Linked DNA regions of Homo sapiens: region 1 is linked to region 2. The links are chromatin loops, found by intact Hi-C in ENCODE. Cell type or tissue: A673. All regions are shown on one strand. Links, peaks and the distances in the headings refer to the core of each region. The heading gives the core; the rest is flanking DNA.

The links. Hi-C counts contacts between places; a loop is a spot of excess contacts. Peaks named below come from ENCODE experiments on the same cell type or tissue, not always from the same donor. Only the 100,000 strongest peaks of a DNase experiment are listed, where the experiment ranks them.
Region 1: it touches region 2 in a loop (8-fold over the local background); 9 of 110 quality-filtered maps call a loop at or near these places.

The regions. Positions count from the first base shown.
Region 1 is chr7:19,436,204-19,452,480 of GRCh38, forward strand. No RefSeq gene overlaps it. Among named protein-coding and RNA genes, the nearest start is that of MIR3146, 260 kb to the right of the region's middle. In A673, for the core only: a CTCF peak has its summit at 6,176 (motif pointing left); a DNase peak (open chromatin) is centred at 6,148.
Region 2 is chr7:18,580,751-18,597,027 of GRCh38, forward strand. HDAC9 (histone deacetylase 9) reads left to right here. Exons shown (of 26, transcript NM_178425.4): 3 at 4,531-4,772; 4 at 9,586-9,736; 5 at 10,766-10,892; 6 at 13,158-13,279. Among named protein-coding and RNA genes, the nearest start is that of HDAC9, 93 kb to the left of the region's middle. In A673, for the core only: a CTCF peak has its summit at 10,196 (motif pointing right); a DNase peak (open chromatin) is centred at 10,191; H3K27ac peaks cover 858 bases.

The DNA.
Region 1 (16,277 bases), core at 2,763-10,762, 850 kb after region 2:
GTAACTGGTTTCTGTACAATTCCAGATAGAATATTATCACAGAAATTACTCAAAGTAGGGAAGTCATTTTCGGGGTGGGGTAGGGTGGGGATGGCATGGGTTTTGGGGATGAGATAGCTGAATGGGAACACAAATTTTCAAAAAAAAATTATTTTATCCAAAGTTTATTGGATTCTCATCTTCTTTGGGCAAGCAAAGAAAATGAAGACAGTAACAAAAAAATATAAAGCTGGGTGTGAGATCTAATATTACCAGTGCACATTTCTATGCTGCAACTTACGTATACTTCAGGACAACATTGTGAGATACATTCTTTGTTATTTTACAGATCAGAAAATACAGGCCCAGGATGCTAGAGTAAATTTCCAAAAGTCACAATCATAGACTTAGTTACGAAGGCCTGGGACTTGAACTCAGTCCTAGCCTGACTCCAAAGCCCATGTTCTCTTCATAATGCACTCTGCCATTCAGAAACCATTGATTGCATAGGGAAAGAATACCAGGTAATGCACTATGGGTAATAGAACAGAGTAATAAAATATAAATATTAAGCGCAAATAAAATGGAAAAAAATTCAAACAAGCACATTTTCCACTTATATTCTATAGGGAATTTCATCAGGCATATTACATTTTATGATACAAATAGCATAAACGCCACTGCTTCTACGTTATATACTTGGTTTTTTTAATGCCGAATCATCCTGTCTCTCTATTGCTTATAATACATGGTCTTTCCTATGAAATATTTTATTAGCAAGCTATTTAAGAACCTGAATTTATTTTCTCTTATAGAATAAGGACTTGATATCAGCCATTTAACAGAGGCAGGCTGTAGCCACTTCCCTTCCCTAATCCACTTTCATTAATTTTTTCTTTGTTCTTGGCATTATAACCTTTCTGTGTATACTCCCATACATTTCTCAGGCTGTAAAGAGTAAGCCATTTAAAAACAGCAAATCGAGAAATTTAGAGTTGAGAAAGCCCCTGGAGGTCGTCTGGATTACCATCCCTTATAATGCCTTATATATAGCCAGAAACAGTGTATAAAATTACACTCAGAACTGATCTAGAAGACATCACTTCTCCACAAACACAATGACTTTCACTGCCGACAACATTCAGTGCTTGACTTAACTCCAGTGCTTCGAGAAATTGGATCTATAGCCCTGATTTTATCCTCACTAGAATGAATTCCAAGTATTCTCTGCTACTTTGCATCTCTGGCTCATACTGCAGGTGCTGCTGATTAGACCCTAGCTTTATGCCTGCATCTAGCTCCAAGGGTCTGAGAAAGCAGGTATCTGATATCTATGGTAGGAAAAAAAACTGTCAAACATCCACTACATTTGTCAAGATCTCTATTACAACATAGCTTCTGAAACTGAATGCATCATTCCAGATGGCTTCTGACCAATGCAGTATGCAATGCAATTAGCCACCTTGGTCTGAACAGAATGCATAATTATATTGAAGCACATGCTAAGATTATATGAGTGATTTTCATATCCACATCAAAGGGTTGGTTCACAATTAAGCTTTCAGTTAACTATAACCCTAAAACTCCGTCATCTTTTACTGCTGTTTCATCATGTGTTCTCCCATCCTGCATTTGTACATTTGTGGCTTGATTTTTTAACCCAAATATAGAACTTCATAATTAGCCCTGTTACATTTCACTTTGTTAGTTTTGGCCCATCTTTCCAATATTTTTCAATCTTTTTGAATACTGTCTCTATCATCCAATATAGTAACTACTGCTACACAGCTTTGTATTATACACGTACTGGATAAACATGCTTTTGGTTTTAGTCCAAATTCCTGATAAAAATGCTGAAAATAATATAATACATATAAAACACTGTGGGATACCACACAATATTTTCATCCACGGTGGAATCGAACCATTAATTCATATTTCAAGCCATTGACTAAATTTATCTAGAGTTATGTTCAAAATGTGTTCTTTTTTTAGTTTGCATTATGATGATGATGATGATGATGCAAAGGGACACATGAAAGATATTTAAAAGAAAATTTCTTTATGGTATAAGCATTATGCAATAAGGAAGTAGGATGTGATTAATAATCAAAGATAACATATTCTCCAATGTGTGGACAATATATTCTTAAAAAATAAAATTATAAATCCCAGATTACTATCATGTATACTTTGTAGACCTGTCATAATATCATATTACTATAAATCTCAGAGCAAACAGCAAACATTTTCTGTGAAAGACCAGATAGTAAATATTTTGACTTTGCATTCCATGTGCTTTCTCTTGGAAATACCTAACTCTGCCCTTGTAGAGAAAAAGCAGCCATAGACAATACATATATGAGTGGAAATGATTGTTCCCATAAAACTTGACTTGTAAATATATGTGGCAGGCCAGATTTGGCCCATAGGCTCTAGTTTGTCCAACTGTTTTTAGAAGATGGTCTATACAAGGCCCACAAAGTGGGCATGTGGACTCACATATAGATGAATATATTACAATATTACAATATTCCCATAGTGTATATTTAATATTTTAAAAATTTCATATACTAGGTTTTCAAGAGCCAGAACTGTCTTGTTTCTTTTTTCTTTTTTTTTTTTTTTTTTTTGAGACAGAGTCTCGCTCTGTCGCCCAGGCTGGAGTGCAGTCGTGCAATCTCCGCTCACTGCAAGCTCCGCCTCCCGGGTTCACGCCATTCTCCTGCCTTAGCCTCCCCAGCAGCTGGGACTACAGGCATACACGACCACGCCTGGCTAATTTTTTTTTTTTTTTTTTGTATTTTTAATAGAGACGGGGTTTCACTGTGTTAGCCAGGATGGTCTCGATCTCCTGACCTTGTGATCCGCCCACCTCGGCCTCCCAAAGTGCTGGGATTACAGGCATGAGCCACTGTGCCCGGCCTGTCTTGTTTCATTTTGAACTTCAGTACCTAACAATGTTCTGGCACTTGCTAGTTGCTCCATATAAGTTGGTCATTATTCAAATAGGCATTAACATGCTATTTAAAATAGAGTCAGCATTCCTAGGTGTGGTGGACCCAGTTCCTCCCTTAAGAACAAGAACAATGGGCTTCCTACCTTTAACGCTAAGAGTGCTGCTGGTAGACAGCCCTCAGCTGAAAACCCTTAGAAATTACTTAGGGTCAAGAGAGCAACCTCTTCTAAGGCCGTGTCTCCTTCCCAGGACACCCTGTTTCCAGTGACAGATCAACATGAGGGATAAGGCTGATGTCTTTATTCTAACTCAGGACAAGTCTGAAGGTCATTTTAGCTTCAGAGTTCCTAGCTGAGGTCTTCATTGAGACTGAATTACAGCTAACCCGTCTCTTCTCAAATCTTCTTCCCTAAATTTTGATTTCAAAGGACTCCTGATATAGTTTGGCTTTGTGTCCCACCCAAATCTCATCTTAAATTGTAAATCTCTAGTTGTCAAAGGAGGGAACTGGTGGGAGGTGATTAGATCACGGAGGCAGTTTTACCCCTGCTGTTCTCGTGATAGTGAGGGAGTTCTTACAAGATCTGATGGTTTAAAATGGCAGTTTCCTCTGTGCTCTCTCTCCTGCTACCATGTGAAGGTCCCTGCTTCCTCTTTGCCTTTTGCCATGATTTCCTGAGGCCTCCCCAGCAATGCTGAACTGTGAGTCAATTAAACTTCTTTTGTTTATAAATTACTCAGTTTCAGGTAGTATCTTTACAGCAGTGTGAAAATGGACTAATACAACCCACTAATAATCCTCCTGCATTCTAGTATCTGTCACAGAGTCTACTTTCCAGTGAATGCAACCTGCAACAGCAACCTACAACAAGAAGAATATTTGCTACGGTTTGAGTGTGGCCGCTGTGAAATTCAGGTGTTGCCAATGTGATAGTATTAAGAGGTAGGGCCCTTAAGAGGCGATTAGGTCATGAGGGCTCCTCCCCAAATTAAGGCCCTTATTAAAGTGGCATCATGCAGGGTTCAGCTAGCTTTCCCTTCTGCGGATGTGGTGTTCTTCCTTCTAGAGAATGCGGCAGTAAGGCACCATCTTTAAAGCAGAGAACAGCCCTCACAAGACAACGGAATCGAATCTACCAGGGCCCTGATCTCGGACTCCTGAACTGTGAGAATATAAATTCTTGTTTTTTTGTAAATTACCCAGTCTTGGGTGTTGTTTTATAGCAGCACAGAATGGACTAAGGTGGTATTTTTACTCATTATGAAGATAGTAATTTAAATGATATCCATTCGAGGTTTTTCTACCTTGAGCTAATCTCATACAGGCTAGCCTTATGAAGTATGATTTTGAAAGCTATCCTCTTATCAGAGCCCATGTGGGTTCCTTTTGACTTCCCAAAACACTCCCCTATTGCAGTTGGTTAAAATTGGTAACCATACTAATTGCTCACTATTTACATCACTATGTTTTTACAGTTCTCACAATTCCTAGAATAAGCACCTCCTAATTACTAATGTTGAGGGCCACTAAGACCTTGCCCCACCAATCTTGAAAGTTTTTAATCTTCACCAGAAGAGACAATAAATAAATCTTCAGTGAGTTTCTATTTTGGAAAGGGACTTTGTGGAATATTAGGGAACAAAAGAAGTAAATATAAGACCAAGTTTCTTTTTCACAGGAAAATTCAGTTCCTGTTAAAAGTTCCTAGTCATGTTAAGGAAGTTGCTATTAAAATTCAGTTCTAGAGATTAGACAAATTAAAGGGAAGCTAATGCTTCTAATAAATATAAAGTGCCTAAAGGGTAGTGAAGAAACTTCACAGTGTGGAACAAGATGATCATGGAAGGGAAAAATGAGGGTACTTTTAAAGGAAATGCCTTTTTTTCCCCCAAACTGCTTTTCCTCAGGTGATTTCAAAGTCATGTATATAAAATCACTTTGGGGGTAATTGAAGGCAGGAGTGAGAATAAAAAGAGAACTGAGAGAAGAAACGCTAACTTTTATTTAGCGCCTTCTGTTGCTAGGGGTCTTTTTAAGCACTTTACATCTGTTAATCATTTCATTATTAACTCTGCGAGGTGGGTTTGGTGTTTCCCACTTTACAAATTAGGGAACAGGTGTGTATAGGGAGGTCAAATACTATAGTTAGTGATACACAGCTATTCATAGTGGATTGAGACTAATTCATTCTGACTGTTTTTTTCTCTTTAAATTACATAAAAATCATATAAAACATGCTGAAAAAGACAGAAACATGTGTACATGGTAATTTCAATTGCAGCCCAGTGAAGATGCTTGTTCTGTTTTTTTTTTTAATTAGCATCAGAGGAAGAAAACCTGATAAACGGATTTCTAAATCGATAGTCAGAACTTGTTCTAGTTATATAGTATCATATGCATTTGGATTGGGTGAACTGTGAAGATTCTAAATTTTGTTCAAACAAGGTTTGTGTCCAACCATTTTACATTTAAGAACCAAAATAGCCGCCAAGCTGTGATGTTTCTAGAAAAATAGTGAAATACATTTTTTTAGTGATTAGAAATTGATAAACTGCAAGTGTTTAGCATTTTTTCAAAGATTCTTTAAATCCTGGTGTTGCATTTAAACGAAAACTATAATTACAACTTGTAAATATGGATAGAATATGGATTGGGAAACAGTTTCTTTTGAAAGAAACTGAAATGTTCTTTCTGAAAGTGTATTTCAAAAAGCTTGGTAATGAACAAGGGCTAAATGTATATTACCAAATGTTGAAAGTTTCCGCTTAAACACTAGATACAATCAAAGCTGATTCCAAGGAAAGTGCTACACCATAGGCAAGTTACAAACGACTTATCAGAAACTTGTTACATACCTTACACATCTTATATACATAAGGCAGTTGAAGCATAGGGAAGTTGGTGATGAGGATTTCTTTAGAGAGAACTAAAGGTGTAAGGTAGGAGGTAAGATCCTCTTCCTGTCAAGACGAGAGAGGGTTTTAGTGGGATTTCTGAGCATTCTGGGCCTCCTGTAGTTAGTTACATTGCTATCTGACTCCTGCTGGGAAAATATCTAAGGCAGAGAAGGCCAGCCAGCGACTTGGTGGTGGTGTGGGGAGTGTGCTTACTGTGTTGTGAATGGGCTGCACTTTTAGATTTTGTACAGGCATAGAATAAATGAGTGCTTCCTGAGGACCAGAGATAGTGCATTATAGGCCATCTTAGAACTTGTCCAATAGGGCCACCTAGAGGGGATCCTGAAGATGGAGAGGGAGTTCTGTGGGGCTGAGGATCACTGTAGAGTAAAATGGTCAGGAAGCCTGCAGGTGAGATCATTAGTCATTGGGGTCTTCACAGAACCCGTGAAAGTGGCCCTTGAAGGAAGAGGTCAACTTTAAATATCCTTTATGCCACTCCCAATCTCTGTCCAGAAGGTGTCCAAAATAGCAGCTAGGAGTGAGGGAAGTGTGTACAGAAAGACATGAGAAAGCCAGTTGCACTGCCTCCCGCCAACCCTTCTCCTACAGCATGCAATAGCTACCAGAAGTTCCTGTCTGGGAGATGGCAAAGAATTCTCAGCTTTCCATGAAGATTGATTGTAGATTAATATACTATTCTCATATTCACACTCCTGAATTTATACTGTGTACATGTAAAAAAAAAAATGACCATAGGACGTACCTAGGTTTTCATCCAAGGTGACCATCATGAAATAAAGTTTCAATTATTAATGGGAAACAGAAATAAAGATTTGAAAATTACATCTCATGAGTCCTTCTTGGTCAATGTATCAGTTACATATATTTGGGTGATCAAGATAATTTCAGTGAACTCAAAGATTTTTGCTAAGAAAGTTGATAAGGTTGGAAATTAGTTTAGTAGAAAGACAACGAATGTCAGGCTAGAGCATTTGGACTTTATTATAGAAAGTGAGGGTCATCGATTGTATTTGAGTTGACATATATCAGATAATGACTACTATGACAACAGTTTTAGTACTATTTTTTAGTAGTGATATGCATGGATTTTTATATAGCAGCTTGGTAATAAGGCAATAAAAAGCCTTGAAAATGTTAAATGATAAATAGGTTGTTTTGGTTTTAAAATAATCTTTTGAGCTTTAAGCATATTTGGCATTAAAATAAATGACAATAATAACACAAAAGGGAGCACACATTGAAATTTGGTTAATTCCTTATCTGTTCTAGAAATACTTAAAATATAAAAGAGATTGCGATAATTCCAAGATATGTGTTGACATCTCTAGAACAACTACTAAATAAAAATAAAATAATGTAACATTAAACGCCTAATAAAGGGGAAAATTGGAAAAGTGTTGATTATTTTAAAAGAAATCAGGAAAGGAGATGAAAAGAAAAAATTAGTAAAAGGGCAAATAGAAAGTAAATATTGAAATGTAGGTTTAAATTTATATATATCAGAAATTACATTAAATATAAATGGACTGAACACATCAGTTAGATATTTTCAGATAGGAATAAAAAACATGTTGCTTTCAGGAGACATACTTAAATATACAGACATAATATATAAAAACCATAAATAACAGAAAGATGATATAGCTTTTCTAATATCAGGTTAAATAGAGTTTAAGAGAATACCAGGATTAAGAACATCACTACATTAAAATAAATGAGACAAGCAAGAGGAAAACATAACAATTCTATATTAATATGAACTTAACATCCTTAAACAATCGAAAGAGACAGATTCATAATTATAGTTGGAAATGTAACACTAATATTAGAAGCCAACAGAATGAGCTTTTTGGAAATCAGTAAGGCTATCTATAGAAAATTTGAACACAATTAACAAATTCTAATTGACATATATAGAACGTTTGATTAAATAATTGCCAAAATATACATTTTTTAAAAAGTGCACATGGAGAACTTAACAAAATATAGAGCCATCTGATATGTTTTTGCTTTGTGTTCCCACCCAAATCTCATGTTGAATTGTAATTCCCAATGTTGGGGGAGTGACCTGGTGGGCGGTGATTAGGTCATGGGGGTGGGTTTTAACCATGCTGTTTTTGTGAAAGTGGGTTCTCACGAGATCTGATGGTCTAAAAGTGTGTGGCACTTGCCCCCTTGCTGGCATTCTCTCTCTCTCCTGCCACCTTGTGAAGGTGTTTGCTTCCTCTTCACCTCCCACCATAATTGTAAGTTTCCTGAGGCTTCCTTGTCAGCTTCCTGTTAAGCCTTCCTGGAACTGAGTCAATTAAACCTCTTTTCTTTATAAATTACCCAGTCTTAGGCGGTTCTTTATAGCAGTTTGAGAGCAGAGTAATACACCGTCTAAGTAAAGCTCAAAGGGCTGAATTCAAATGCAATGTATTTTCTGATTTGAGTGGAATGAAATTAGAATATCATTACAAAAATTTTAAAATTCAATGTTTGAAAATTAGTGTTATATATTTAATAACACACATGCCAAATAAGATATCATATTGGAAATTAGAAAGTAATTTGAACTGATTGATAATGAAAATACATCATACTTGTGGGACAGAACCAAATCTGATTAGAACAGTGGTTCTCATCTGGGTGACTTTTGCCTGCAAGGGAACATGCGGTAATGTCTGTAGATGGTTTTGGTTGTCACAATGGAGGGAGGGGGTACAACTGCCATCTAGTGAATAGAAGCCAAGGATGCCGCTAAACGTACTGCAGTATACATAATTCCTTACCACAAAGACTTGCCTGTCCCCAAATGTCAATAGTGACTAGGTTAAGAAATCCTGACTTGAGAAAATTTTAATGCTTTAAATGTCAATATTCAAAAAGACTGAATATCAGTAACCTAACTATCCATTTGAAAAAGCTAACATTAGAATAACATATTAAGCACAAAATCAAAGAACAAAAGTGAAAAAAAAGCAAAGATTAATGAAATAGAAATAAATACTGTAAAAAGAATCAACAGTCAAAAAATTATTTTTATCTGAGAATAGTAATAAAAGAGTCAGACCTCTAGTAATAGTGATAAAAAGGCACAAATGGCTAATATCAGGAATAATAAATGGAACATCAGTTTGGTTCCTTCAGCTATTAAAAAGGTAGTAAAAAGCTGTTATAACCTTTACATTAATAAACTTAAATATAATTAACAATGTGCTTGAAAAACACAACTTACTAATATGGCCATGAGAAGCAAAACATCTGAATAGAGGGATGTGTGTTTAATTTTCCAATCTAGAGAGTAGAATATTGAAGATTTTTTCAATGTGTTTTGTGAGAGTAGCATTATATTGATACCACAGCCTATTATGGAGAGTACAAAAAATAAAAATTGGAGGGCTGGCAAAATATTAATAAATAGAACCCAAGAATATATTGAAAGGAACTCAAAACCAATAGAAGTTTAAGAATATATGGTTAATTTAACATACTAAACAAATTATTTAATGTAATGAGCCACGTTAACAACAAAAGGAGAAAAACCATATAACCTCACCCAAGCAGGTAAGCAGTATTTGATAAAATTCAACACCCATCCATGGTTAAAAACACAGTTCTTAGCAAAGTAGAATTATGATTTGACCTCCTTAGTGAGATAAAGAATATCTATAGAAACATGCAGGAAATTTAATACTTCATGATAAAATATTAAAAGCTCCCATTGTGATGTTGGGAACAAGGTAAGGATATTTATTAAAATTATATCTATTCAACATTATACTGGAGTTCTTTGCCAGTGTAATATGGCAAAAAAAAAGAGTGATTTAAAAAGGAAGAAAAACATTTTCGTTATTTGCAAATGATATGATGGTATGTAAAAAATTGAAAATTTAAAAAAATTATATAAAACATTAGAATTATTGAATTTTGCATGGTTACTTCATGTAGCACAAATATGCAAAGCAATTATAATTGTTTTTCTGACAACCTACTTAAAAATTTTATAATTGATACAATTTATAATAGAATCAAAAATATCAAATTCCTAGGAATACATCAAAGAAAAGTTATACCAAACCTCCATACATAAAATGATATTATTGAAGGAATTTTTAAGAGACTTAGGCAAGGGAGATATATCCCATGTTCATTGTTTAAAAGACTCAATATGTTAAATATTTCAGTTCTCACCAAAATGATCTATAGAGTTAATGCATACTCAGTGTCAGTAGGACATTTCATAGAAATTGACAAGTTGATTTAAAATTATTTTAAAGAATTCTTAACTTTTATGTATTTAGGGAGTAGAAGTGCAGATTTCTTGCATGTATGTACTGCGTCATGGAGAAATCTGAGCTTTTAGTGTACCAATCACCTGAATAGTGAACACTGAATCCACTGAATCCAACAGGTAATTTTTCAACCCTCATCCTCTTCCCACCCTCCCACCTTTTGTAGTCTTCAATGTCTATTATTATACTCTGTATGTAGACATTGTATACATTGGACATACAGAGACAAAAAGAGAAACATTGTTTAGCTCTCACTTATGAGTAAGAAAATGCAGTATTTGACTTTGTTTCTGAGTTACCTCATTGAGACTAATAGCCCCAGTTCTAACCATGTTGCTGCAAAATACATGATTTCATTCTGTTTATGACTGAGTAGTATTTCATGGTATATATACTAGTTTTTCTTTATCCAATCATCTGTTGATGGACGCTTCCATATCTTTGCTATTTTGAATAGTGCTGCAGTAAACATATAAGTATAGTTATCCTTTTGATATAAAGATTTCCTTCCGGGTATATACACAGTAGTGGGATTGCTGGATCCAATGGTAGTTCTATTTTTGGTTCTTCAGGAAATTTCCACACTGCTTTCCAGAAATGTATTAATTTACATTCCCACTAGTAGCATATAAGTGTTACCTTTTTTCCTCCACATCCTTGGCAACATTTGTTGTTTTTAGACTTTCTAATAATAGCCATTCTGACTAGAGTAAGATTGTATCTTATTGTGGTTTTAACTTGTATTTCTCTGATTAAGGATGCTGAGCATTTTTTTAATAAGTTCGAAGGCTGCTTGTATGTCATCTTTCGAAAAATGTGTGTTCATTTCACTTGCCCACTTTATAATGGGGTTGTTTTATTCTTGTTGAGTTGTCTGAGTTCCTTATAGATTCTGGATGTTAGCTCTTTGTCAGATACATAGTTTGCTCCCTATTCTTTAGGTTATTTGTTTACTCTGTTACTTTAGCTGTGCAGAAGCTTTTTAGTATAATTAAGCCCCATTGATCTATTTTTGTTTTTGTGTTTGCTTTTGAGGATTTGATTATAAATTATTTGCCAAGGCCAATGCCCAGAGGAGGTTGGAAAATCCTAGGTTTTCTTCTAAAATTTTTATAATTTCAGGTCTTACTTACACTATGTCTTTAATCCATTTTGAGTAAACTTTTTGTAGATGGTGTGAGGTATGAGTTCAGCTTTATTCTTCTGCATATGGCTATCCAATCATCCCAGCAACATTTATTAAAGAGAATGTCATTCCCTCAGTGTATATTTTAGTAAACTTTAAACTCAGTTGATTGTATGTATGTGGCTTCATTTCTGGGTTCTCTATTCTGTCCCATTCATCTATTTTTATACCAGGGTCATGCTGTTTTGGTTACTATAGCCTGGTAATATAGTTTGAAGTCAGGTAGTGTGATGCCTTCAGTTTTGTTCTTTTTGCTTAGGATAGCTTTGGCTACATGGTCTCTTTTCATATGAATTTTAGGATTGTTTTTATAATTCTGTGAAAAATGATAATGGTAATTTCATAGGGATTGCATTGAACCTGTAGCTAGCTTTGGGAAGTATAGTCAATTTAATGATATTGATTCTTTCAATCCATGAACATGGGATATTTGCCCACTTGTTTGTGTCATCTATCATTCCTTTCATCAGTGTTTTGCAGTTCTTCTTATGAAGGTCTTTCACCTCCTTGGTTAAATATATTCCTAGATTTTTGTTTTGTTTTGTTGGTATTGTAAATGAAATTGCCTTCTTGATTTTGTCCTTGGCTAGATTGTTATTGGTGTATAGTAATTCTACCGTTTTCTATATATTACTTTTGTATCCTGAAAGTATACTAAATTCATTTATCAAATCTAAGGGCATTTTTGATGGAATATTTAGCATTTTCTAGACGTAAGATCATATCATCAGTGAACAAGGTAATTTCACTTCCTCTTTTCCAATTTAGATACTTTTTTTTCTCTTGCTTAATTGTTCTGGCTAGGACTCCCAGTATAATGTTGAATAAAAGTGGTAAAATGGGGCATCCTTGTTTTATTCCGGTTCTTAGAATGTTTTCAACTTCTCCCCATTAAGTAGGATGTTCACTGTGGGGTTTTCATATATGGCCTTTATTATGTTGAGGTATGTTCCTTCTATGCCTAGTTTGTTGAGGATTCTTATGAAGGGATACTGAATTTTATTGAATGCTTTTTATGCATCTGTTGAGATGACTATATGGTTTTTTGTCCTTTATTCTGTTTATGTGATGTATCATATTTGGTAATTTGCATAGGTTGAATCATTCTTAGATTCCTGGGGTAAACCCTACCTGATCATGGTATATGATAATTTTGATATGCTATTGTATTTGATTTGCTGATACTCTGTTGAGGATTTTGAATCCATGTTCTTCCAGGATATTAGTTAATAGTTTTCTTTTTTGTAGTTTTGTCTGGTTTTGGTAACAGGGTGATGCCGGCTTGTATAATGAATTAGGGAGAATTCCCTTCTAAATTTTTAGAATAGTTTCAGCAGGATTGGTATTAGTTCTTCTTTGTATATTTGGTAGAAATTGGCTGTGAATGCATCTGGTCCTGAGCTTGTTTTTAAGTTGATTTTTTAAATTACTGATTCAGTTTCGTCACTCATTATTGGTGTGTTTAAGAATTCTATTTTTTGCTGGTTTGTTCTCAGGCGGTGGTGTATTTCCAGGAATTTATCCATTTCCTCTAGGTTTTCTAGTTTGTGAGTGTATGGTAGTTCCTGATAGCCTCTGATCTTTTGTATTTCTGTGGTGACTATTCGGTTGTAATGCCCCCTTTTTCATATATGATTGTGTTCTACTTTTTTCTTTTTTTGGTTAGTCTAGCTAGTGATTAATCAATTTTATTTATCTTTTCAAAAAGTCAACTTCATTTCATTGATCATTTGTATTTTTGGTCTATATTTCATTTAGCTCAGATCTGATCTTTATTTCTTTTCTTCTGCCAACTTTAAGTTTGGTCTGCCCTTGTTTTTCTAGTTCTTTGATATGTGATGTTAGGTTGATAACTTGTGATTTTTCTAATTTTTTGATGTAGGCATTCAATGCTATAAACTTTCCTTTTAGCACTGCATTTTGTATATCCCACAGATTTTGGTATGTTGTATTTTCATTTTCATTTGTTTCAACAATTTTTTAATTTTTATTTTAATTTCTTCATTGATCTAGTTTTTAATTTTCATTAATTTAAAAAAAAATTTAATTTCTGTCTTAATTTCCTCATTGACCCAGTAATTGTACAGGAACATGCTATTTAATTTCATGTATATGTATGGTTTCCTGAGTTCCTCTTGGTATTGATTTCTAGCTTTATTCCACTGTGGTCTGAGAATATACATGATATAATTTTAATTGTTATTAATGTGTTGTCTTGTTTTGTGGCCTAATATGTAGTCTATCTTGGAGAATGTACTGTGTGCTGATGAAGAGAATGTATATTCTGTACTTGTTGGGTAGAATGTTCTGTAAATGTCTGTTAAGTCCATTTTGTTTAAAGTCTAGTTTAAATTTTCTGTCTTAATGATCTGTCTAGTGCTGTGAGTGGGATGTTAAAGTCCCCCACTATTGTGGTATTTTTATATTATCTCTTTCTTAGTATAGTAATATTTGTTTTGGGAATGTGGGTGTTCTGAAGTTGGGTGCATGCATATTTTGGATTGTTATATCCTCTTGTGAAATAAAACTTTTGTCATATAATTACCTTGTCTTTTTTATTGTTTTGATTAAAATCTGTTTTATTTGATATGAATATAACGACTCCTGTTCACTTTTGGTTTTCATTTGTGTGGAAAATCTTCTTTCACACCTTTACCGTTAGTCTATATGTGTTATGGGTAAGGAGAGTTTCTTGTAGGCATGATGTAGTTGGATCACGGTTTTTTAAAAATTTTTAATTCATTTCCCCAATCTGTATCTTTTAAGTGGAGCATTTAATCCGTTTACACTCAAAGTTAACAATGATATGGGAGGCTTTTTCCCTGTCATATTATTGATGATTTTCAAGTTGTTTGATAAATTCTCCATTTCTTTCTTTTTTTCTTGTCATGTGGTTTGATGAAATTCAATCATGTTGCCCTTTCATTCCTTTGTTTTCCTCCTTTGTGGAATTGTTTAATATGAATGATGAGTTTCATATTTCCCTGTGCTTTCGTGATGGTGAATTTGGAGCTTTCATTTTTATGTTTAATAACCCTTTGTGTTATTCCTGTAGGACCAGTCTAGTGGTGACACATTTTCTCAGCATTTGCTTTTCTGGGAAGGACTTTATTTCTCCTTCATTTTTGAAGCTTATTTTGCCAGGATACAAAAGCCTTGACTGGCAGAGGTTTTTCTTTCAGCAACTTGAAAATGCCATCCAATTATATTCTAGCCTGTAATGTTTTCATTGAAAAGTCCACTGTTATCTTGAGGGGGTTTCTTTTATTGATGACTACACATTTCTCTTGCTAATTTCATTTTATTTCAATAGGTTTTTGGGGAACAGATCATATTTGGGTCCATGAATTAAGGTCTTTAGTGGTGATTTCTGAGATTTTGGTGTACCCAGCACCTGAGCAGTGTACACTGTACCCAATGTGTAGTCTTTTATCTCTCACCCCTACTCCCACCCTTTCCCGCAAGTCCTCAGAGTTCATTGTATCATTGTTATGCCTTTGCATTCTTATAGCTTAGCTTCCACTTATGAGTGAGAACATATGATGTTTGGTTTTTTATTCCTGCATTACTTCATTTAGAATAATGGTCTCCAATTCCATCCAAGTTGCTGCAAATGTCACATTTCATTCCTTTTTATGGCTGAGTGGTATTCCATGGTATGTATACGTATATATAATATTATTTATATATATAATATGGGATATATATATTCCACATTTGCTTTATCCACTTATTAATTGATGGGCATTAGGGTTGGTTCCATATTTTTGCAGTTGCGAATTGTGCTGCTATAAACATGCATGTGTAAGTATCTTTTTCATATAATTTATTTTCCCCTGGATAGATACCCAGGAGTGGGATTGCTGGATTGAATGGTAGATCGCCTTTTAGTTCTTTATGAAATCTCCACACTGTTTTACATAGTGTACTAGTTTACATTCCCACCAACAGTGTAAAAGTGTTCCCTTTTTACCACATCCACACCAACATCTATTATTTTTTATTATGGACATTCTTGCAAGAGTAAGGTGGTATTGCACTGTGGTTTTTGATTTGCATTTTCCTGATAATTAGTGATGTTGAGCATTTGTTCATATGTTTCTTGGCCATTGTAGATCTTCTTTTGAGAACTGTCTATTCATGTCCTTATCCCACTTTTTGATGGGATTGTTTTTTTCTTGCTGATTTGTTTGAGTTCTTTGTAGGTTCTGAATATTAGTCCTTTGTCAGATTTACAAATCGTGAAAATTTTCTCCCACTCTGTGGGTTGTCTGTTTATCCTGCTGATTATTTCTTTTTCTGTACAGAAGCTTTTTAGTTTAATAAAATCCCATCTATTTATCTTTGTTTTTGTAGCATTTGCTTTTGGGTTCTTGGTCATGAAGTCTTTGCCTAAGCCAATGTCTAGAAGGGTTTTCCTGATGTTACCTTCTGGAATTTGTATGGTTTTAGGTCTTAGATTTAAGTCTTTGATCCATCTTTGGTTGATTTTTGTATAAGGTGAGAGATGAGGATCCAGTTTCATTCTTCTACGTGTGGCTTGCCAGTTATCCCAGCACCATTTGTTGAATAGGGTGTCCTTTTTCTGCTTTACGTTTTGTTTTCTTTGTCAAAGATCAGTTGACTGTAAGTATTTGGCCGTATTTCTGTGTTCTCTATTCTGTTCCGTTGGTCTACATGCCTATTTTTATACAAGTACCATGCTGTTTTAGTGACTATGGCCTTTTAATATAGTTTGAAGTCAAGTAATATTACACCTCTAGATATATTCTTTTTGCTTAGTCTTGCCTTGGCTGTGTGGGCTTTTTTTGGTTCCATATGAATTTTAGGATTGTTTTTTCCAGTTCTATGAAGAAAGATGTTGGTATTTTGATGGGAATTGCATGGAATTTGTAGATTGCTTTTGGCAGTATGGTTAATTTCACAATATTCTACCCAATCCATGAGCATGGAA
Region 2 (16,277 bases), core at 5,584-13,583:
ACTGTTAAAAATGGCAGTTAATTTTTCCTTGTAAGTTGATTTCTAATTATGATAATATGGCAGCTATGGACAATGCCCTTTCTTAAACATACTGGGATGTAAAAGTGACCATAACTTGTTGAAACTCAGTCCTGGTATTGTGTTACTATTATTTCTCCTGGGGAGGCTTATTAGCCTGTCACAAAAGATGTAAGAAAAATCCAACATTCCTTTTGGAATATGATGAGCCTTTGTCACCCACAATGCAATTAATGTTAAAAATAGAAAGAATGGCTATGATATGATTATGATTAGGCAGAGATGAGCTATTGTCCAAGTAACAGGAACTAATCTAGCAGGCCAAAGATGACCTACACAGAACCATCAGTGTGCTGATTGCCATTTCTCTCTGAGTTTGATGAAATATTCATGCCTTTGCTCTCCTCTCTGCAAGCACTATTGATTTCTTGTATAAACGCTGCTATATTTAGTCTAGACAAATGGAATGTGGATTGCTGCTGAATAAATTGGATGAAAGACTGGGATCTTGCCTGCCACTTTCTCTCAGTCTTGGGCAATTATTTATAATCAAGAGCAGTTTTTGTAAGTTGAGGGTGATTTTTCACAATTTAGTGATTAGTCTCTGAACAAAGGCAAGCAGTTAGACGCAATCATTTCTGTTGGGATAGCAGGTTAAGAAGTCAAATTACCCTTTGAGGTTTACAATAACTGTTTCAGAGACTTGTAGGACTTTTTTTCTTATCTTTTTAAAAAAGCTTTTTTAGAGGTTTGATGTTTGTAGTTCATGGATAACAAGAATGCCAGCAAGAAGAGACTCCAGGGTCTCTTGAATTTTTACATTTTGTCTTTATAGGGTTAAGTTCTGACCTTTGTTTTTTGAGATTTCCATGTAAAAGCTGAAGGCTATAGCTTGGCCTTTTTAATGTAAAAATGAAATATATCATTAACTGCCATTGCTTTTGGTTGGAATTATGCCAAGTCTTTTAGTTAATATTCAAAATCTCATGTTACTCCAGAGCCTTGACTAAAAGTTCTACATTGGGTGCTACAATTAAGAGATCTTACAGGCCATCATTCTAATTTGCATCTGAACTTGTCATGATTAATTTCTTTCCTTTCACAAATATCATCTTTGAGAAGTCAATGTCCACCAAACTATAGTTCATTTATAAATTATTTTCCCATTTTCATTAAAGTGACACATAAAGTACCATCAATGCAAACTTCTGGTCAATCCATGGCAAAATAACCAATGTAAGCAACCCAAGATTGATATCAGTCTGCATGCACAGGCACAGGCACATGCACATGGACATTCAACTCAGATGACCAGCAAGGACATTTAAGTATATGAAGCCTTAACATCTGTAGACAGGATTTCTGTTAGCCTTTTTTTACTCACTGAAAATAACTCTTAAATTCACATGGAAAATTAACTTTGTAGTTCCCAAACTGGAATCTGCAAATTTAAGTTAGTTACTTATAGTAATAGAGCATTAGATGCAATTTGGAAAAATACAGAAAAGTAAAGGGAGAATCATTCATATTTCCGTCTAAAATACAGCCATCTTCTGTTCTCTACATCACCAGTCATTGCTATTAGAATTTAAAAACTAATATGATTTAAAAACCGTGGTAGAATATGTGCTCGATAAGGGCTGGAATTTTTGTCTTTCTTTAAAATACCAAACCCCAACATCTAGAATGAAGCCTGGGACTTTAAGAGGCTTGATAAATCTATTTTGACTACATTGCTTATATATATATATATTTTTTAAATGGTTATCATAGTGTAAATATCACTTTTTTCACTTAATGTGACAACTTTTTTAATGTTCCCACAAACATTATTTTTAATGAATGCGTAGCTTTTCTACCAAATGGATGCGACATATTTTGCTGAGACATTTCCTTGTAGTTGGTGATTTCAATAACAATACTAGAACTCTAGTAAATAATACGACATTGAACTGTTTTTTTCCCTATTCAGTATTGTCTCCTGGAGATATAATCCTAGAGTTGGCAAACCTGAATCAAATGGTAGAAATATGTAACACTTCTTGATACGTATTACCAAATTGGTTTTGCATAAGTTTTGTACCAATTGACAGCTCCACTTGCCATAAATAATCGTCTCTTTGGTCATACGCTTAGCCTATACAATGGGGCATTGTACACATATATGTATACACGTGGGTCATATATATGATAATAATCAATGATGCTCTATTTTGATTCATAATTTGCAATTCTTTACTAGTGAAGGTGATTTTCAGTTGTTGCATTCTTTTATTTGTTTTGATCTAGATGTTTTAGTATTTTTATTTTCTAATGTTTAGTAGAAATTGTGTGCCATTTTATTTTTATATTTGTTTCTAATATGTTTGTTTTGTTAGCTACTTACTATTGATGGTTTATTTTAATATATAAGAAATTTCCATTTCATATAATAAAAAAGCAAAAACAAACATCTGTTAAGGGCTGTGCTACATGCTATTAGTACTTACTGTTACTATCTCCAAGTTACGGATGAGGGAACAGAGGCCTAGGGAAATTAATAACATCTTCAATGTTACACACATGAAAGAGTCAAATAAGCATTTAGATTATAGAACAGAATTTGAAAACTGGTACATGTAAAGACTGAAGCATTTTGTTTGGTTCCTGGAGTATTTAAAGCTTTTGAAGAGCCTGGTGCTGTGACTCATGCCTATAATCTCAGAACTTGGGAGCTCAGGCAGGAGGATCACTTGAGGTCAGGAATTCAAGACCAGCCTTCGCGACATAGCAAGATAATACCCCAGCTCCCACTGCCCTGACCCCAGCTATAAAAAAAAAAAAAAGAAAGAAAAATTTAGCTGGTCATGGTGATATGCACCTAAAGTCCCAGATACTTGGGAGGCTGAGGCAGAAGGATCCCTTGAGCCAGGAAGTTCTAGACTGCAGTGAGCTATGATTGCACCACTGCACTACAGCCTGGACGAAAAAGTGAGCCCTCCAGCAGCCTAAAAAATCTTTCAGTTTAATTTTCAGTTAACAGTTATTTCTGTCTACACTGGATCTGTATTTTCTTTTTCTCCCACAACTCCCACAAATAGTTGGTTTTATCTGAGTAGTGACTGGCCTCTTTTGAAAAGCCATGCAATCCAGTTTGCCACAGTTTCCCCTCCAAAATTCCTGTTGTCTTTAGCTTAACCTTTTACACTGAACTACAGAATTTTCCCGATTCTTGTGGGTAAGGGTCATACTCAAAATATTTAACAACCAGTTTGGCATGGATGCTGGTCATTCAAAATGTCAGAATGGACACCAACAATAAATAAATGGTACACCTGGATATCCTGTCTGTGAGTTTTCCTGCTTAAACTATTCCTTTAGAAAGCAGCATTCTTTTTTTTTTTTTTTTTTTTGAGACAGTCTCGCTCTGTCACCCAGGCTGGAGTGCAGTAGCGAGATCTCGGCTCACTGCAAGCTCCGCCTCCCAGGTTCACGCCATTCTCCTGCCTCAGCTGGGACTACAGGCACCCGCCACCACACCCGGCTAATTTTTTGTATTTTTAGTAGAGAAGGGGTTTCACCGTGTTGGCCAGGATGGTCTCGATCTCCTGACCTCGTGATCTGCCTGCCTTGGCCTCCCAAAGTGCTGTGATTACAGGCGTGAGCCACCGCGCCGGGCCCTGAAAGCAGCATTCTTATCTACTAAGAGTTTTTGCTAAGAATTTTATATCTATTATCTAATTTAATTTGTATAAATTTAAATATTATCATCTGTAGTTATTCTCAGATCATCAAATCTTTTTTACTCCAGTGGTTTGATTAAATACTTGTTTTAAGTTTCCTCATACTTTTTCCACCTTGTTTATTTTAGGAATGAGGTAGCTGAGATACAGATTATTACCAATTCAACATCAGGACTTAGAAACTTGGCTACTTTCACTCCTTGTTGTTTGGATCTGGCACCATTGCTGTGGTTAATTACCATTTTCCACATTTTAGCATGCAGTTGTCTATTCTGTCTTTGGTACATCCAATAGTGCTGCAAATACGTTATATTACAACCTTTACTTTGTAAAGTTGAAGATATCTTCTGACGCTGATTACAAAGGAAGATGTTCTTAAGTGTACAAATGTAGTCATGGTGGAAGTTCTCTCTTAGGGCATCTTTTCCTCAACATAATTCCATTTTTTTTTTTGTCCTCGTTGACTTGATTTTTGTTAGTGGTTCAGTAGAATAAGTTTTATGAATGACTGATACCAGTAAACAATTGAAGTCACCTGTTTGTAAAAGGAAATTGTGGAGGATTCATGGCAGAGTGCAAATTGCTGAATGAAAATTAGCCTATGGCCCATTTATCAAAACTAATGTACAAATGACTTTATATCATCATTGTAAAGAAATGGCTAGAGTCATTGGCATAAAATTTGTTGTACAGGGTCTTATACTTTTTATTTGTTTCCAAATCAATGTGCTAATTTCCAATCTTCTATTACCCTCCCCCACCCCATTTCCCTTTTTTTCTGGTTCTTTAGTGGATGTGAAGTCAGAAGTTCCTGTGGGCCTGGAGCCCATCTCACCTTTAGACCTAAGGACAGACCTCAGGATGATGATGCCCGTGGTGGACCCTGTTGTCCGTGAGAAGCAATTGCAGCAGGAATTACTTCTTATCCAGCAGCAGCAACAAATCCAGAAGCAGCTTCTGATAGCAGAGTTTCAGAAACAGCATGAGAACTTGACACGGCAGCACCAGGCTCAGCTTCAGGAGCATATCAAGGTAGCAAATGCTTCTTTGTCTGTGACCTTACTCAGGAGTCTGCACCGTGGTGGGCATGAACAGTGCCCATGGGAACACTTTGCGGGTAGATTCACTGTGATTAAGACATGGATATATGGCTTGAAGGGAATTGTGATTTTACTAGTGAAAACTTTGGGTAAGTACCTGTTAAAAACCTGTTTTGCTTCTCAGAGGGACCTTCTTTATCCTTTAGCACATAGAATCAATAGCAGGGAATAGTAACTTCCTATCCTAATTTTAGATTCTCTCCTACGTGATTTTGTTCATTTGCCCCATCTGCTCTCCACCAAGAAGAAGCATGAGCCTAGAAGACCCATTTCATATTTCATTTCTGAAGAGTCTACATGTACTATTTGTGAGAAAGGATAAATTAGTCACCTTATATGAAGAGAGCTGTTTTTAAAAAACAAACATGGTGTATAAGTAGATGTTCTGAGTATGTCCGACTCTTCCTTATAGAAAAGATCTCATAATGTACACATTCAAAATAATAGTATAATAAAAAGCTTAAGGGAGTTATAAATGGAGAAACTGGTGCAAATGTTTTTATAGACTGTAGATAAGAATTTATTGAAAGTATTTGGGAGTAGTTGACAATTTGAGACTAAAGTTGTTTAAATTATTTTAGCACAAATATATCCATATTCCAGAATTTTTAATAATAACTTATTTTATTATCTAATAATATTAGATGTGTCTGTTTTTTTAAATTTTGTATCTTCAGAGATAAATATTACTTTAGCTTTATTTGTAAAACATCTTGCAACTTCTTGACAAAGACAGTTGAAACAAGGCTATTTAATTTGAATTTATTGTGACAGAAAAGCAGCAAAGATTTACAACAAAAATTTTATTTTTATATCTAACTTTCAAAGATGACAAACACTTGCTAATTTGTGAATGTAATAAATTATGTTATCTCATACTTTATTGTTTTGTATTATAGGAACTTTATTACTTGCATATCAAGTACAAGCACATTGATAGAGGGTTGATACAGATAACTGATGTTACTAGTATGTAATTTTACCACATTAATATGACAGTTTCTAAGGAAGTAAAAATGCTATCTTCTTCTCTATATTACTTGGTTTACAAGATGTTTCTTAATCCTAAAAGAACTTTATTATCGTATATTCCTAAAAAGGCTCTTTGACAAGTGATATAAAATATATTTATTTCTTTTAGTAGTGAACTTTCCAAAAAGAACTCTTGTATATTATTGATGTACAAAATACCTTAAAGTGAGAGTATTTTCTTTTGTCCCAAATGGAATCAGTAGCTCATGGCTACATTTTGAAGTATGGGTAGCCTTTCTTTAGTTTTTAGACTTATTTTTGAATGAATACTGAAGCTTTATTTAAATTTGACCTTTGAAACAATAATAGAAACATTGATATCTAGATCTGTTTCTTTCCTTCCAGCATGTTAAGATGGCAAAGAGAAATGAGTAAAATGTACATTTTTCACCATACTTTAAGATGTAAGGGACTGTGTAGTTCATTTTGCTGCTTTAAGTGAGACATGTTTCCCTAAATACAGGGCAATACTGATAAGTTACTGCTTTAGATACTTCTTTTCATTTATATTGCTGCCTTTGATAGCTATAAAGTTAATATAAATTGTTTAGAAAGAAATTTATTGCTTAATTTTACTCAAAAGGTAATAGTAGCAAGTAGATAATTAATTGTTCATTTGGCACAAGCAAAACAATAGTGTTGGTTTATTGACATCTGGAAAATATTGGAAAAGTGGCTCCTGTGAGAAAAAAGAATTATGAGATAGCTAAAAGGAAAATTTAGCTTTTAAAATGATTTTCCAAAATAATAATTTGTTTTCTTAGAAACCAAAGACATAATTAATATTACTTTTTCAGATTAGGAAGTTTTTTGATTTTTAGAATTTTTATTTTGTTTTGTCTTGTATTTTTTATGGATAAAGCTAAAAGTTGATGCTTTTCATTAAGATTTTATTTTTATGAGAAAGATGCATTACATGATGCTTTATTTATATTAGCTTTTTGAATCGTTAGCTTCTGTAATAATCAACATTTGTTGAGTTAGATGCTGTTATTCCATTTTTCCACCTAGTGAACTGAGGTAGAGAAAAATAATGATACCTTTCCAAGGCTACATAGCCAATAAATTGTTGCTCCAAGATTTACAGTCTTGCCCTGTCTGCCTCCAAAGCTCTTAAGTTGCCCTGCCTCTCTCATGGGCCAGAACATCTAGCAATAGAGGGCTAAAGTTTTATTTCTTTCTATTGTTTTAAACCTCATTCATGCAATCTTTGATAATGAATAGTAGTGGTAATTAAATTGTGTGCTTTTCTAGATTCCTATGAAAGATTAAAGTTCAAATACATTGGGGCTTTGGGTGAAGCACCAAATTAATTTGACCAACCCAAGTATCTATATAGAATTTAACAGTAAGGCAGAATTTAAGCATTCCTTCTGCTACCATGGAATATTATTTCATTACAATGGAATAATAACACCCATTAAGGGAGTGTATTGAAGCCAAAACACCAAAGATTTTAATATGAAGAGTAACCAGAAATGCTTCTAACTATGTCCTTCTGGGAGTAATAAGGCTATTATGGTTGATATACAGAGTTAGCTTCCTGTTGCTCCAGAGTGACTCTGATGCCATTCCATATAATAGCTTTTTATTTTTGTTCTATTACTTTTTGGTGTAAAATCAAGAGTTTTAGGCACCTAATGTAAAAAACAAAATTTACTAATTTCATTAGTATTGAAAGTTACAAACACATGTTGGGTATCCCTTATCTGAAATGCCCGGGACCAGAAATATATCAGATTTTGGATTTTTTTTTCTGGATTTTGGAATATTTACATATCTGTACATAATGAGAGTCTTGGAGATGGGACTCAAGTCAAAAATATAAAATTCATTTATATTTCATATACACCTTATACACATAGCCTGAAGGTAATTTTATACAATATTTCCAATAGTTTTGTGCTTCAAACAAAGTTTGGGTACATTGAACCATCAGAAAGGAAAGGTGTCATTGTCTCAGCCACCCATGTGGACAATCTCTGGTTGTTTGGCATCACTGTTGTTGCTGAGTCTGAATGTGAGGAACATGCCATTGGCATGTCTTGCCCACACACACACCATTTTGTTATCTTTTGTGGGTGTGCTTATGTGGGGGAATCTGGGCGTGTGTGAAAAAAATATATTGCAGCTGAAAGGGGGCTGGAAGGGTCTTTTTTCCCATGGTGAAGCTGACTAAACTTTGTGCTGTGTGCCTGCATTTTGACTGGAACTCATCACATGAGGTCAGGTATGGAATTCTCCACTTGTGGCATCATGTCAGTGCTCAAACTATTTCAGATGCTGGAGCATTTAGGATTTTGGATTTTCAGATTAGGGATGCCCAACCTATAATAATAATAATTAAAATCAGTAGGGTTCAAACTTAAAAACTAAATTTTATGTACGTTATGAATATGCGGCTGAAGAGAGATATTCTCTCTCTTACATATGAGGAAGTATGGCTCCGAGTAGTTTAGTAACTTGTCCGGATTTCATATCTACTAATGTCAGAACCTAAGGAGAACTCAAGGTCTTTAGTTACTCCTCAGTGTGCACATTTACTATAGTTCATAGATATATATTTCTCAGTCTGAGTGGAAATAGACATCTCAAGATGGCTATTAAAAAAGAATGCTTCAGGCTGGGCAAGGTGGCTCACACCCGTAATCCCGGCAGTTAGAGAGGCCAAGGTTGGAGCATCACTTGAGGCCAGGAGTTTGAGACTAGCCTGGGGAACATGGCAAGACTTTGTCTCCACTAAAAATGATAATTTTAAAAAATTAGCCAGGAGTGGTTGTATATGCCTGTAATCCTAGCAACTTAAGAGGCTAAGGTGGGAGTATCGCTTGAGCCCAGGAGATTGAGGCTGCAGTGAGCTATAATGGTGCCACTGCAATCCAGCCTGGGCAACAGAGTGAGACCCTGTCTCAAGAATAAAAATAAAAATAAAAAAGAGTGCAAGAATGCATCATATTCATGTCATTCATTGTTTGAGAGTGAATTCAAGGGATTCAGAAAGCTAAACAATAGTGCATTAAAATGAAGTTTTGTGGAAGTGGTTTCTTCTTGACCAGTGTCTTTAATCTAAAAGCTTTTATGTGCTGAATGAAAGAATAAAGCTTCTGCTATTTTGATATTTTGAGAGACTATATGTATATAATATATTCTACATATTATGAATATATACATTGCATTAGTCTATTGAGAACTTGCTCTGTAAGATTTTGAAATTTTTAGCATTTGTTTACTTCAGGTAAACTTCCCCCAAATTAATTTAATATCTCACCATTCTGTATTTGCGTTGATTATTTTTACACCATTTTTTAGGCTAAGAATGGAAGATTTCAGTTGTTCATTTATAATGTGAGGGACTTTGTAAAATAGGCTTCTGGGCAGTCCCTACCTTTTCCTGTTTGTATGTTCAAAGAAAAGTCATTAAGGGAACTAAAGATTTAATTAAAGGAAATGGGAAGACCTGAGTGAATTTAACAGTTAGTTTTGATAGGGATGCACAGATAATGGAGCTACCTAAAACTTGCCTGTTGATGACGTTAAGACCTTCACTGCATTAGTTGCTTGTCCTTAGATTTCAATGATTTACAGAAAAAGTGGGTACAAATATGAACTAAATACAAACAAGTTCCAAAAGCTCATAACATTTCAGTTTTGGTCAGTGATGACTATGAAGCCTAAAGAAATTGCACACTCTCATGTCTTTCTCTTCTCGCAAGTTGCAACAGGAACTTCTAGCCATAAAACAGCAACAAGAACTCCTAGAAAAGGAGCAGAAACTGGAGCAGCAGAGGCAAGAACAGGAAGTAGAGAGGCATCGCAGAGAACAGCAGCTTCCTCCTCTCAGAGGCAAAGATAGAGGACGAGAAAGTAAGAGGCACCAGGGTAAACGATGGACTCTCTTTCCTCATCGTTAGCTGATCATTATTCAGAACAAAGCCTGATAAAGAGTGCGGTTAGACTCGTCAAAATTATCTGTGTTTAATTAAAAGCATAGATTACAGACCCAACTGTAAAGTTTTGACATTTACATACCAGCTCACATCATTGAGTCTGCAGAGCGTCTCAAGAAGCAAACGTAACATTATCTGGCAAAGGTGCTGATTTCTGTTGTTTTGAACCTTAAAAATAATGTAATTCTAAAGCAGTCTAATATATGCCATCTTGTTTAATAATCAGCTTGTATCCACATCTCCTGACTATGCCTTCCTTACTCCTGGCCAAGTAATAATTGCTCTCTAAGTAAAGCCTTGCCTCCATTTAGTTTTGGCATACTCAAACTTTGAGAAGATTTAAGACATAACACATGCAAAAGAACTATCCACAAGAGGGAGACAGATCCAAATAATTCCCCTGTATTAGGTCAGTTCAAAATCAGGTCGTAGCAAAGTTTAAAATTTGATGACTTGAACTGGAATTGTCAGCAATATTTATTTGTTTAATGCTCAAAGGGTTTTTTTAAAAACTAAGGTTTTCAAACTAGCAACTCAGAAAAGATTATTTTAATGTGTTTAAGGGATTTAATATGGATCTAATCCCTCAAGATAACTTGATTATTAAAATACAGTGTTTTGTTCCTCTGCAGTATTTTTTAAACTTAAAAAAGTTGATTTTGGGAATTCCCTCTTTGCAAAAGTAATTAAAGAAATAGCTGAAAGTCTTTTGAAAATTTGCAATTTAAGTAGTATTTATAAAGCATTACTGTACTATTTTCTAAAGCATATTTGGACTGTGGTTTCTTCTTTTAATAGGAAAACTTTATGTGCTGTGACCAGCGATTTTACTTCTTAATCTTTGTCAAATATTCTAGAGGCATGAGAGGACAAAACTCACCATCAACATCTGTTTCTGTGTGTGTATGTGTGTGTGTGTGTGTGTGTGTGTGTGTGTGTATTTCAGGGGCAGTGGCAAGTACAGAAGTAAAGCAGAAGCTTCAAGAGTTCCTACTGAGTAAATCAGCAACGAAAGACACTCCAACTAATGGAAAAAATCATTCCGTGAGCCGCCATCCCAAGCTCTGGTACACGTATGTTCAGTGTTTGGCTGTTTTCATTCCTGGGGTAAAGAACACAGGTTCTGTATTTAGCCGACCTGGGTACACATCCTTAGCCTGCCATTTCTCAGCTGTCTGGCTGTGGGCAAGTTCCTTCAGTTCTCTAAGGATCAGTTTCCTTCTCCATAAAAAGAGGAAAATAATAGTGCATGCCCTCTAGGGTTGCTGGCACGGTCCTATAAAATAACATGGTAAGGTACATAACAGAGAGAAGTGCTAAATAAATGGTAGCATTTATCAACTTGAGGGCAAGGAAGTATATATGTTCTTTGATGAATGAATAACTGACAAATGTGAGGTGGGCAAAGAAATTTGTATTTTGCATTTTTCCATTCTCAACTGGTGCATTTGGTATCTATATAGTAATTTCAAAAGGTTTAGCAGATTGTGATTTTATTACACTTGACTTGGTGTAAGATGGAGGTCAGAGCTATTTTCAAAAATCTAGTAGAATTTTGTCTCAAATGAAGAAAAAAGGAAGGAAGAAAGGAAGATAAGGGAGGGTAGGGAAGGGAAGTTGAGAGGTTGCTAAATAAATAACTCTAAGTCTTCAGTGAATAGTTTACCCCTGCCCACCTCACTTCATTTCTTCCCAGACAGCAAAATAATAGCTTGGCTCCTGACACACAACCTGACAACATAATACACTGTGGTATTGTGGTTTTTATAGAACTGTATTTCTGTAAGTCCAATACACAAATATTTCAATAAAATATAGAGGATGTGGTGATTTTAAAACTCAGGGCAAAGAACTGATAGGCAAATCATATATGGATAATAAACTAATAGATAATAGTTTCATTTCTTTCTTAGAAGTGTTTGCCAAATGACCATATATTTTTACACTTATATATTTTTCAATCCCTCACACCATTAAAGATAGGAATAGTACTTGATTACTCTGTTATATTAATATTGTAAGCAGCCTGGGAGTTCTATTTAAAGAGTTAATGTACTTATAAGGCTATTTTATAGGTATCCGCCCTTCTCTGCATCCCAAAACAGGTAACAGACAGATACCATAATGTTTTATAAATACTTTTTAATGATTTTCATAATTTCTGTCATGTATATCAGTTGACATGAAAAACAAATCTCTGAAAAACAATTTCAAATATTCAATCAATATCACGAATGATTTAAAAAGAAACACGATTTTGTTACCTAAAACTACACACATAATTTATAGCTAATTCATAATTCAAAATTAAAGTCTGTTCTAAGAAAAGATAATAGCATTAAATGAGAAACAGCTACATGCAAAGAATTTGTCGGTTAAAGTTCATTAGCTGTTCTCTTAGGTAATATTAAGCATAGCTCTCACATGTTACTTAGCAGTATTTACCTTGTTTTTATGAAATTGAACTTCAGTAGAGTCCAACTGCAGATAACCACAAACGATTAATTTATAGAATCTGAATTTAATGCCATTTTTGCCAGTTATAGCTAGAAGAAATATCCTTAAACCAATAAAGTCTTAAGAATATATGATTTAAATAAATAATACTGGTAGAACAATCATTGTGATGGTGATACTATGTCCTGTTCATTGTTTTCATTACATATGTAATTATAGATATTTATATCTACTAGATAGTCAATATTCAGTCCTATAAACTATTCTCCAGCAGCACAGTTGCATCTCTTAGATTGTATTCACCCAGGAAAAAGAAAACATTTAAAAAAATTGGTTTCATATTAAAGAATGTGATCCCCATTCTTTACTACTGAAACTGCCCCAGAAGTCAGGAGATGGGAGTCCGTTGGCACAATCCTGTCTTTTCAGTAAAAAAGGCTACTCTCATGTACTCACATGTACTATCTAGCAATTTTTTAAAATGAAGTCCTTGCGTATGTTTACTATTACCTTGATTGTTTTATACTGTTGACTAGAAAGGATTGAGATGATGACTTTTCCCCTAGGGTGGCTCTTAAGAGAACATAGGCAGTAATCTCAAATTGTCAAAAGCTCAGACTCTTGGTAAATTATTTTAGTGAAGCAAACTTTCTATGTGACTGTATGACCAAACACATGCTGGACATCCTTAGGATCCCTGCATCATTCCATAGCATACTGCTACAGTGAACTTGGTTATGTGAGGCTATGGTTTGTATACACTAAGGAGAAAGAGCATAAACATAGCTGAGGCACGTGTACAGCGTGTGCAGCTGATTATTGCTGACCAATATGCAGTAAAAACTACCAAGTAAATAGTGAAACTTCCTTGTCTTTTCTAGGGCTGCCCACCACACATCATTGGATCAAAGCTCTCCACCCCTTAGTGGAACATCTCCATCCTACAAGTACACATTACCAGGAGCACAAGATGCAAAGGATGATTTCCCCCTTCGAAAAACTGGTAAGTTGGTTTAACAGGAACTCTGTTTGCTCTTCTGTAACACACCTGTAAGTTTCATTTTGCCACACCTCTAGAAGAAAGTCAAAGGATTTGAGTCGTAGATAATATACCTCCCCACCCCTGCCCCCAGCATAAGCAAACAATGCACACACATACCCTACTTATTTCTGCATCAGTTGATTCATGACATAATCAAAATATCTCTTTTTCAGTTTAAAAGTTTATCATATTTGAACTTTAGCCAAATTATTTTCTTACTAGGAATAAATAAAAATAAAAATTTCGTATCTCGGAAAATCTAACTCTTCTCCATTAGATAGGGCCTCTGTAATATCTTTCATTGTCCTGTTTTTCTGCTGTACCTCAACCATTTACCACAAAAACGAGAATAATAAAGTTTAATTTTTCCAATAAATATTTTACAAACCTTAAATTTTAATTGTTTTTGTGGTGAAAGCAGGTAAGGCCAAAGCTACCTTCTGAGTAAGTGACTAGCCTAATATCTCATGGATTATAATAGAACTCAGAGTGAAATTATATCTGATAATCTCATGAAGTTAGGGGAAATAGCGCAATTAAGCTTTTATTTAGAATTTAGTAAACAGTTCTGTGGCTCTAAGGATTGTATTTGCTGTTCCATCTTCATCTCCTTTCTGAGCATTCTGATATGTATATATTTAATGTCTTATATGCTTTTACTGCTATAATAAATGTTTAACTAGATATACATATAAATAGCATTTGTGTACATTCTATTCTAAATCTCAACGTTGTTTGCCAAATATAGTTCTTTAGAGACAGTAGTAAATTTAAAAATGTTTATCTCCACAACTGATCTGAAAAGATATTCATGTAAGATAGCTTGGTCTATTGTATTTGACTCAGATCTACTTGAAGAAGTATAGATTTATTTGTTTTATATATGAAATCTGCAGAGTGAAAATGATTTCAAATAATTATATTCATTTTCCCAAGCAATTTTGAGAAATTAAAATGAATATAGATTGTAAAAACACATGCCGAAGCTATTTTTTGTCATATAATTTACCTGTGGCATAATGAAGATTTTAAAATAAAATCAGTTATGAATAAGAATTTATTATTCGCCATCTAGCATATATTGAAGGCACTAGGAAAGGATGTTTAACTATTGCAAAACAACCTGTGGCTTTTTAATTTAAATAGCCCAAATATTTTTGCATTTCTACTAAAAGATGATAAGTATTATAAAATACCTTAATAGAAGGCTATGCAAAGGCAAGGATAATTGAGTTTTATGTATTGCATCAGAATTCCACCCTATTATCTGCAAATCAGAGTGTCTTATAAATAAACTTTTCTAGGATGAAAGAAAGCAAAATGTGAGCCTCTATGTTATTTCTAAAACATGAGTATAGTTTATGAAAAGTGATCCATAAAGGACAGGAGTTTTAGAATGTGGGGACTTTGATCTGCAGGCTTGACATTTATTTGTGAGTAGCATGAGTAGGAGCTATTTACTGAGATTATGCAGATACTACCCCAGGTCTTAGGGCAGTGAATGGCATTCAAGAATCTAAGGAGTTACTAAAAGGAAAGAAAAATATGGATTCCCCTTATGGCAGGAGGTTACTGATGAGTGATATAGTTACATTCACAGAGAAAGACTTCTATCCTGCTGAGCACAGAGCCTTTGAATATATCCTTACCACTGGGAGATTGAAAACTGACTGCAGAACTGATAACTGACTTTGAAAAGAAGTGGCATTTGGGAACATTAAGCACCCAGTGAGAAAATCTGATATTTTTAATACTTAAGGAGAAGTACTAAAAACCCATACTTTGTGTCCCACTGTTGCCATGCGAACAGCTTAAGGTTTTTCCTCTGTGAAGAATAAATAACAAGCTGTTAATTTATTCTCATAGATTTTTTTCAATCCACAACACAATTTAAAAAGAAATCCTTCTCAGGATATATATGTTACAAACCCTATTTAGATTTGTACAAATATGCAAGACATTTTCTGTGCCTTATTATGTGCTATATAATAATAGTGAAAAATCCCTGGTCTTTTCTAGAGGTATTTTTTCTGTATTTGATCAGTATTTCATGTTTCTTCCTTTTATGTTGAAAATCTGATATTTATGAAGTGTCTGGCTGTTGATCTGTAAAACCAAACATTTTCAAGCATCGTAGCAATAAAGTTCTTGAACAGCCATTAATACTTTAGTATCTCTATAGAGGTTTTAAAATATTCCTTAATTCAATTCCAATTGTCTGTTTAAGAAAAATAAGATGTAATTAAATACAGATGCTTTCTATACTCTATCTAAAATACTTAGAGATGCCCTTCATTAATTACAAAATAGGTGGAACACTCAGCTTTTATAAATATAATCCATTTGGTGTATTTCCAATTCCATTATGAGAAAATTTAGACATATATTTGCACTAAAAGAATAACACTGAAATGTTGTCAAATAATTTTTACTTCAATGTTTATTGTATTTCAGTGACTCAAAAGTATTTACAAACAAAGCGAACAATAAAATTTTACCATAATAAAACATATGTGATGATTGGGGAAACTGTTTAAGATAGCTTGTGTAAAGCTACATCATACTAAATGAAATCTGGAAGAGTGTCATTGATCATAGAGTGTAAACACCAGCCCAGCTACTGTAGAGTGACGCTTTGTTATTAGAGCCAGATTCTAAACCTCTCTTGTCTGCTTGGATTTCATTGAACTCAATCTTAGAGTTAAAAGAAGTTGTTAAATGAGTGTATCCTATCGTTTGATCTATGTATGATACTATTTTAGTTTCTTTTAAATCTACATCAGCAATATGTATTAGCAAGCAAGATTTACGAGAGTAAAACTGGAATCAGAGTTAGAAAAGTCCTAATGATCTTACATTGATTGAGATAGCCCTAGGATGTCCCTTAAGCAGTGAGCACAATTTGAAACCTCTCTTGACCTTTTAGGACCTTCCCCAGACAGTGATAACCCGGGAACAG